Linked DNA regions of Homo sapiens: region 1 is linked to region 2. The links are chromatin contacts, found by Hi-C or POLR2A ChIA-PET in ENCODE. All regions are on one chromosome and are shown on one strand. The core of a region is the stretch at or near the end of the contact, and the rest is flanking DNA. Distances in the headings are between cores, read along the strand shown. Region 1 has its middle 19 kb from the start of EFNB1. Region 2 has its middle 140 kb from the start of PJA1.

The links. A loop is a pair of places that touch in the nucleus more often than their neighbours do. ChIA-PET counts read pairs that join two places held with the same protein, here RNA polymerase II (POLR2A). Pooled maps may share reads with other maps.
Region 1: a loop to region 2 is called in a map of PC-3, with 3 times the contacts of the local background. The contact joins two enhancer-like sites. A Hi-C loop is called at or near these places in 3 of 168 maps with a recorded cell type or tissue (PC-3 and mammary epithelial cell), 1 of 37 single-sample maps with no recorded cell type and 2 of 50 pooled maps. POLR2A ChIA-PET finds 5 or more read pairs at or near these places in 1 of 52 experiments (MCF 10A).

What each region holds. Positions count from the first base shown.
Region 1 is chrX:68,846,321-68,850,148 of GRCh38, reverse strand. No RefSeq gene overlaps it. Among named protein-coding and RNA genes, the nearest start is that of EFNB1, 19 kb to the right of the region's middle. RefSeq lists an enhancer at 3,015-3,515. Within about 2 kb of position 1,513, at least 2 of the 41 ENCODE cell types and tissues checked have a DNase peak (open chromatin) inside an H3K27ac peak, as active enhancers do.
Region 2 is chrX:69,023,750-69,027,903 of GRCh38, reverse strand. No RefSeq gene overlaps it. Among named protein-coding and RNA genes, the nearest start is that of PJA1, 140 kb to the left of the region's middle. Within about 2 kb of position 2,788, at least 11 of the 41 ENCODE cell types and tissues checked have a DNase peak (open chromatin) inside an H3K27ac peak, as active enhancers do.

The DNA.
Region 1 (3,828 bases), core at 264-2,763, 180 kb after region 2:
AGAGGAGATGGCTTTTGAAGCCATTTTTTTTTATATTAGAAAACCACTGCAAATACATAAGATTGTGATGAAAATTGCTCACACAGGGCCTTCATCCACATTGGAATTGCTGGGTCAGAGCGCCTCCACATTTTTAGGTTTTTGATGTGTATTGTTACTTAAGTGGCTCCCAGACAGGCTGTACCTGCTGAAACTTCACCAGCAAAACAGCGTATAGAAAGGGGCCATTTAGTGTAGCACTGTCCTTCTTTCAAAACTGCCTGCAACTCTAGTGAACCTGTTGAGGATGGGAACAAAATAGTCTCTGGATCTTAGGTTGTGGTGCATGGGCTTCTCCTAAACATGGCAACACATCCTTCTCGACTTTCCCAGAGCATTCTAGGCCATTATCAGAGTGAGTGTCCCTGCTTCAGAATTGGATCTCTGGCTGCTAGAGTCTGGCTGGGGAGGAGCATGGATTCTGGGTGGGAGAAATACTCATTCATTATTCATTGGCTCTTTACTGAGGCCCAGGTTCACTGCCCCGAAGGAACACACATTCTGATGGGAAATGGTGGCTCCTTACATCAAAGCATACGTGTTTTTTTCACAAAGCAGTTTTGCTTACATCATCCCATTTACATTCAACAGATGAAGAAGATACCCAGGCCTCAAGAGAAGACATGGCACATATGACTATTAGGGGCAGAGTCAGGCCTCAAATGCGAGTCTCCTGATCCTGACTCCAGGCTCCTTGTAAGGGTCACAGCAGCCTAGGTATTCCTCCCTTTGGGACTTCAGGAGTCAAGCCTAGGACAGCTAAGCCCTGGGGCTGGGGCCTGGAGGAGCTTGCAGCCCACCACCCATTGCACCCTCACTGGGGACATAGCAACCCGGGCTGAGGCCAGGGAATATTAGCAGCTGAACCTTCTGATTCAAGTGGCTAAGCAGTGACCAGCCCGTAGAGGACTCGGGCTGCCTAAGGCTGAGTGAAGGAACCAAAGGCTGCCTCGGGACTCAAAGGGTAGTAAATGGCGTTTACGAAGCAATTACCAGGGCTGGGCACTGTTCTAAGGGCTGGATGTGTGTTTATTCACTTAATCCTCACTACAGTCTCATGAGATGGCTGCTACTCTCAGTGTCATCTTTTGGATGAATAAAACAGAAGCACGGAGGGGTTTAAGTAAATGGCTCAAGAATTCACAACTAGAAAGTGGTAAAGCTGGAATGTAAACCCTGGCAGCCTGACTCCAGAATCTGGGCTGTTAACTACCACACTAGACAGCCTCTGAAGCCACGTGGCCAGCATCAAGGGGTACAGACCAAAGGGCCCAGGTTCCTTCTTTCTCCAAGCTGCCACCATCACTTTGCCTTACTAGTGTGGTGAAGCACCTAAGTACTTGGACTCCGCATTCCGGCTTCTCAAGTTCCAGTCCTTACATACAACTTCCTAGCCACGTGCCTGTGGGCGAGGCACTTTCCCTCTCTGAGCCTCCATTTCCTCATCTGTAAAACAGAAATAATCACAGTCCTACCTCAGATAGGGACCTCTCTGAGACATCACTGCAGCAGAAGGTGTCAATGAAGTAATGCACATGAAGTGTGGAGCATGGTGCCTGGCCCACAATAAGTACTCAGTAAATGTTAGCGTTTATTGTAAGGGAATATAATAAGATGTTGACTCTCCAGATTGGCTGGATGGTAAAGTGAGCAGTGAAGGGCAGGGATAGAGCCCTGGGGTGACTGTCCCAGCCCAGCCAAGCCCATTCAAGTCGACAAACATTTCAAAGGTTTATTGATATTGCCTCTGTGCTAAACTCTGTGCTGGGCATCATTCCAGGTGAGATGCAGAAATGAAACACTGGCTCTGTCCTCCAGAAGCTCACAATCTACTGGGGGAGACAGACACTGGCAGTGTGAGCAGAAGCGCTGTGAGGGCTGAGAAGAGAACACCAACTTGGCCTGGCTTGGGGGTCAGAAATGTCCGTGAATAATAGGCTCAATAGGAGTTTGCCAGACAACGGGCAAGGGGACGGGCATTTCTGGCTGATGAGAGCACATACAGAAAGGCGCAGAGGCTTAAGGGTGCCTGTTCTGGTCAGGTGCCAAGGAGTAGCTTTGGGTTGTTGGTGTGTAAGGTGTGCGTGGTGGGGAGGGGTAGAGGTGAGAGACTAAGGAGATGGGCAAGGGCCAGATCACCCACGACCCTGAAAGCCATGCTGAAGAGTTGGGGAATGATGGACAAATATGAAAGGTAAGCAGCGATGGGCAAGATCAGAATTGAGTTTTGGAAAGATGGCCCTGGCTGCTGTTTTGCAAGAGAGAGAGGTGGAATGGAAGCAGGGAGACCAGTCAGAAGGCTATTGCCATTGTCCAGGTAAGAGATAAAGGTAGTACAAACCAGAGTGGCTGGTGGTATTAGGGGTGCTCAGAAATGGGCAGAGTCAAGTTCAGTTCAGAGGCAGAACTGAAGGCAGATTTCAAGGATAACCCGGAAGTTTCTAGCTTGGGTCCATCTGTAGTAAGACCTCAGCTGAGCTGGGAGCAGACACCTGTGCTCTGTAAGCTTGTCTCTTTTTCCCTTTTGGTGTTTATTTTCATTTCCTTTCGGTTTCCTTGTAAAGTTCATTTCAGAAAATTCCCATCTTGTTTCAGCTGAACTGAAGGGAAGGGAAATGTTCCCATACTCTAGCTGGGACCAGGGTTCCCAGGGCCTCCCAGAACCCAAGCTTTGCTGGTGACCACTCCAGCAGAGTGATGATGCACAAACTTGGAAAGATCTGGTGGACTAGGGCCCAGGAGAAGGCTTGGCATAGCTTGGCAGGCCTGCCGGGTGGGCGGGGGATGGGGGAGGTTTGGCCAGTATCAGGGGATGGCAGCGCAGAGAGAGAAGTGAGCAAATCCTGTCTTTTGCCTGTTTCAAAGGAGAATGGCTCCCTTCCCTGGGCAATGCCCCTAAGTCATGGCTATCTCTGGTCTTTTCTTCTCTGGATTTCACACTCCCAGGCCCCACTGAGGGGTGTCTCCCAGGAGCATCTGTGCCAGGGGGAGGGATCCCAGAGTCCACAGTAAATACCCCATGATGGGGGTGGGGTGGGGGATGAGAGGGATTAGGAGGCTGTGTGGCGGTTTGAAGAGGCAATGGGCTGGAAGTCGGAAGACCTGGGTGAGGGCCAGTCCCGGTGAACTCTCTGTGTGACTGTGAGCAGTTCCTTCTTCTCCTCTTTGGGCCTCAGTTTTCCCATCCATCCAACAAGGGGGCTGGACTCGAAGGTCTCTAGACGCCCTAACAGCTTGAAAGATTCCATTCTCTTCTCTGAATCTGCCCAGGGGGAGGCCTTGGGGGCTGGGGCACCGGCAGGGGCTGAGAATTCCATAGCAATTTGCATGTGAAAGCATGTTACTGCCATGGCTATTAGTGTGTGCAGGGGGGCTGAACACAGTGCTAGGACAGCTAACTGTCAGGCTGGCCGGAAAGGCCCAGGCAGCCTGGGTGGGGGAGGGAAGAAGGCCTGCCCTGAGGTATGCGTGCAGAGGCTGGCCAGCCACAGTCAGCATCCAAACAAGGGTGAAACCGCTGGATCTATAAGGCTCTGCCCAGCCTTGAGATGCCCAATTCTGGGTCTGGGCTGTGAACCAGTGGGTCTGGCCCCTACGGATACCTCCAAGCTATTTTGCTGATGAGTGACTTCAGAGCTGTGTAAGGTGCCACAGGAGAGGGACCCCCAGAGAGGGGGGCAGACTATGAGTACATTTTCGCGGTCTGCTCCGAACCAGGCCTAAACCTCCCAGCACCATATTTTCCTCAGGGTTATAATGTGTCATTTTGGTAATTGCCTTGTGTAAACT
Region 2 (4,154 bases), core at 1,539-4,038:
CCCCTCCTAGAGCCAGTCTGGCCCTCTCGGCACCCTCTCAGACATTCTCTGGAGCTCTTGCCAAACCTCCCCTGGGTTTTTCCAGAGGTCCAGGGAAATTCCAGGAGTCAAGGACGTCAATGTTTCTGACATACACAGTCACAGCATCCCACAAATGTACCTGGCTGATCACACTCAGCTACAGTCTCTCTTTTGAATATGGGTGTGTAAGCAGGCCTGTGCATGTACACACACATACACACATGCTATAAATGATGAGTCAATTCCACAAGCCTCCTGCAGAAGCCCATATCTTCTCATCCTGTTTACATTTCAGCGAGTCCCACCTCACGTTGCCCTGAGTGTGTGTACAGGTCACAGCAATGCTGAGAGCAGCGTGGGCCAAGCGCAAGACTGGAGCTTCCACCCCTCCTCCACTGGTTTCATGCTCATTTTCTTTCCTTTTCCTGTTCCTCCTCCCAGACAGAGTTGCCTCCCTCTTCCAAAAGGCCACCCATGCTTAGCCACCCCTCACCTCGACACACACATATCATCGTCCCAGGTCTCACTGTCACAAAGAATAAAGCTGAGAGCTGAGTCTGCTGGGGTGTGGGTGGCGTCAGGCCCAGAGAGGTCACATGCAGCTGCCCCAGCTGGCAGGAACGTTCTAGAGAAATGGGTGGAAGGAAGCATTTTAGGAGCAGCAGGCCAGGCCAGAGAGCCCTGTTGGGTACTACGGGCCCAGGCAAGAGGTCTACTTCAAGAAGATTCCATTAGGGAAGTAAGACAAGAGGCAGTGCAACATAGCGACTGAAAGCAGACTGGAGCCAGACTGCTATGTGACATGTGATAGTTACTTAATCTGTCTGTGCCTCATTTTCCCCATCTGTAAAACTGAGATAATAATAGCAACCTACCTCACAGGGTGGTTTTGAGGTCAAGTAAATGAATACATGCAAAATGCTTACACAGGGCCTGGCACAGAAAAGCACTACATAGAAGTGGGGTTATCTTTTTTTTTTTTTTTTTTAATGAGATGGCGTTTCACTGTGTTGCCCAGGCTAGAGTGAAGTGGTGCAAACACAGCTCACTGCAGCCTCCACCTTCTTAGCTCAAGCTATCTTCCCACATAGCTGGGACCACAGGCATATGCCACCACATCTGGCTAATTTTTTTATTTTTTTGTAGAGACAGTGTCTTGCTATGTTGCTTAGGCTGGTCTTGAACTCCTGGGCTTAAATGGTTCACCTGCCTTGGCCTCCCAAAGCTCTGGGAATACAGGTGTGAGCCACTGAACCCGACTGGCTATCATTTTAAGGATCAAAATTATCAGTATTTCTCCATGACCCCCAGTCACTTACACAAACACACACACACACACACACACACACACACACACACACACAAAACCACTCGTATTCTCCTTCCTCTGCAGGTGTCAAATCAGCCTACAGATCTCCAAGCCAGTGCAGGCAGAGGCCGTATGACACAAGCAACCTCAGTCACCACTCATCCTCCATCTACTGGCCAGTCCCCCTCCAATAAATAAATTTCTGATTCTGACCCCCAGCCCAGGCCAAGGCTCACATTGGCTCATGAGAACTGCATGTGCATATCTCTTTACAAAGCTGTATCCAGTGATGTCATATTCATAGCTTGAATTCAGCCACTGTGGGAGTATTTATACCATGGCAATTGGCAACACTACAAATCAGAGATTTTTTTCCCCTCCCCGTGAGCAAGCTGTTAAATATTTACCAGCACAACATTACTTGTACCAACCTTTCATTTCTCCGCATTCCACCCTGGGGCCCTTCTCTACATGACACTTGCTCTTCTTCCAGACGCTAAATCCAACTGTAGCTGACTCCCTGCAGCAGCATTGCCCCATCTGATTAATATCCTGTGACTACTTCCTCTTGGAACCTCAAGGCCCACTGTTGACTGTGCCCCTGCCCTTTGGCACCAAACTTTGTCCACCAGGGAGCCCCCTTCACCGCTAGTCAGACCTACTCCCCAGCCCCCATCCTAAGCAAGTATGGGAGTCTCATGCCAGGCCCCTGCCCCATCCTTTCCTCTGCCTGCACAGTGTTGCCCTAAATTGCCAGTAGGCTGGTATCCAAGTCCTGAGCAAGCCATGATGAGGCATCTGCTGTACCTCTGAAAAGCAGAGTATAAGATTTTGCACGTTGGATGGTTTGCTCCATGAAGGAGCAAGAGACCTGGAGGGGAAGCATGACCCAGGGTGGTGGTTATCTTTTCTTGTGGGCTGAGTGGGCCAGTTTATTTATTCATTAGAATAAAAGCTGCATGAAGGCAGGATTTGACATCTATTTGTTTTTTTTGCTGTGTTCCCAGTGCTTAGATCAGCACTGGGCCCTTACTAAGTATTCAATAAATATAAGTTGAATGAATAAATGAATTAATCTGCTTATTCAACAAATGTTTCCCCTAAGCTTTTATTTGTACCAGGACATTTTAGATCCTGGTGATACAGAAAAGAGCAACATATGGTCCCTGCCTTCAAGAAGCTTCTGGTCCCATGGGCCACAGATGTGGCCGTTAGCGAAACCCGGGAGTCCCTCCAGGACGGCTTGTGAGCACTGGTGCAGATGGGAGCAGGGGCAGGGGCTCCCAGCTTCCAGACCAAGATGGGGTGCTGTGTGGGCCAGAGAAATCACAGTGTTTGTCTGCACGTGCTCAGTGGATTGTGCTAGCTGCTGGCTGTTGGCTGAGGTGGCCGCCCAAGGTCTCTTGGCCAGAACACAGCTCCAACTCCTTCACTCTGGCCCCGCCCACCCAAAGGAGCAGAGCTGTTGGCCAAGAGAGAGGAGTCAGGCAGGGAATCCCAGCCCCTCCCTGCCCCTGACTGGGCCCGGAAGGGCCTGGCATGCTTCTAATATCAAGCAGCAAATTCAATCAGGCAGATGAGAATTCCTATTATTTTAATATATTTAGAAGAGAGTTTAAGGTGGATTTTGTTCCATGCTGTATATTTTTACAACATGAGGTCAGGCCACTTTGATAAATGCTGTAATGCAGGCAGGAGGGGCCTTGGGAAAGGGTGAGTGAGAGAAAGAGTTGAAAGAGGGAGAGGGAAAGAAAGAGAGACAGAGACAGACAAAGGCAGAGACACAGAGACAAAGTCATAGAGACAGAGAGGCAGAGGCAGAGAGAGAGAGGCAGACATAAAGACTGTATGTGCATCTCTGGATCCATTTTTGCACATATGTCTATGACTCCATGTGTGTTTCTGTGTCTGTTTGTTGTTCAAGTCGACAAATCCATTTGGGGATAAATAGGATGATTTTTCCACCTGCAGGAAGCAAGGCAGCCAAAGGCTGATTGGGGCTGCTCCGCTCTGCTGCTCTCAGAAGGCCTTGGGCTGGGACTCGCATTGCTCCCTAGGCCAGGCTCCAGGCTCTGCTTAGAAACTGAGATGCAGGCAGGCGGCCAGAAAGGCAGAGGCAGTCAATCCTTAGCAGGAGAGAGGCACTGGGCCCCCGGGTGCCCCCTGCCCTGCTGGCTCTGCCACGTGACTCCATTCTCACCTTCCCCGGAGGATCCCCATTCCGCTCTTAGAAGCCGGCATACATGGCTCCCAGCATCCAAAACAAATACCACTGGAGCACAGGGACTCACGGTGCCTTCTTTGAGACCAGAATGCATAAGCATGGCAGGAAAGGGTTGACTAACCAGGTTGAAAGAAAAATTTTCTAGTCTGGAGCCTGGGGGATGGATAAGATGACCTTTGGAGGTCTTTGTCATGACAGAAATATTTGACTGAAAGTTTTCTCCTAGTGTCAAGCTTGGGGAAGAGGATGGGATGGGCTTCTCAGTTTCTGGAGAACTTTCCTTGGCTCAGAGTCCTGAGAAAGGGTCCAAGTTGTTGAAGCTGGTGCCAAAAGCCCCTGGCCCAGTCCAGACCTGGCAGGTGACCTAGGCAGCTGCTGAATCCATCTGCCTGCTTTGGACAAATGGCACCCTTACCAGCATGGTGTGTGTCTGCCCACTTAGGGCCTGTACCGGTATCCAGGTGGTGGATGGGATCACATCCACTTTCATTAGCTCCTGCAGTGGGTACACCCAAGACACTTGGGAGGGAGTAAGCTTTGTAAACCTTTCCTCGAGGAAGGAGGAGGCAGAGGGACTCCCATCTGCTGTCTTGGCCTCAC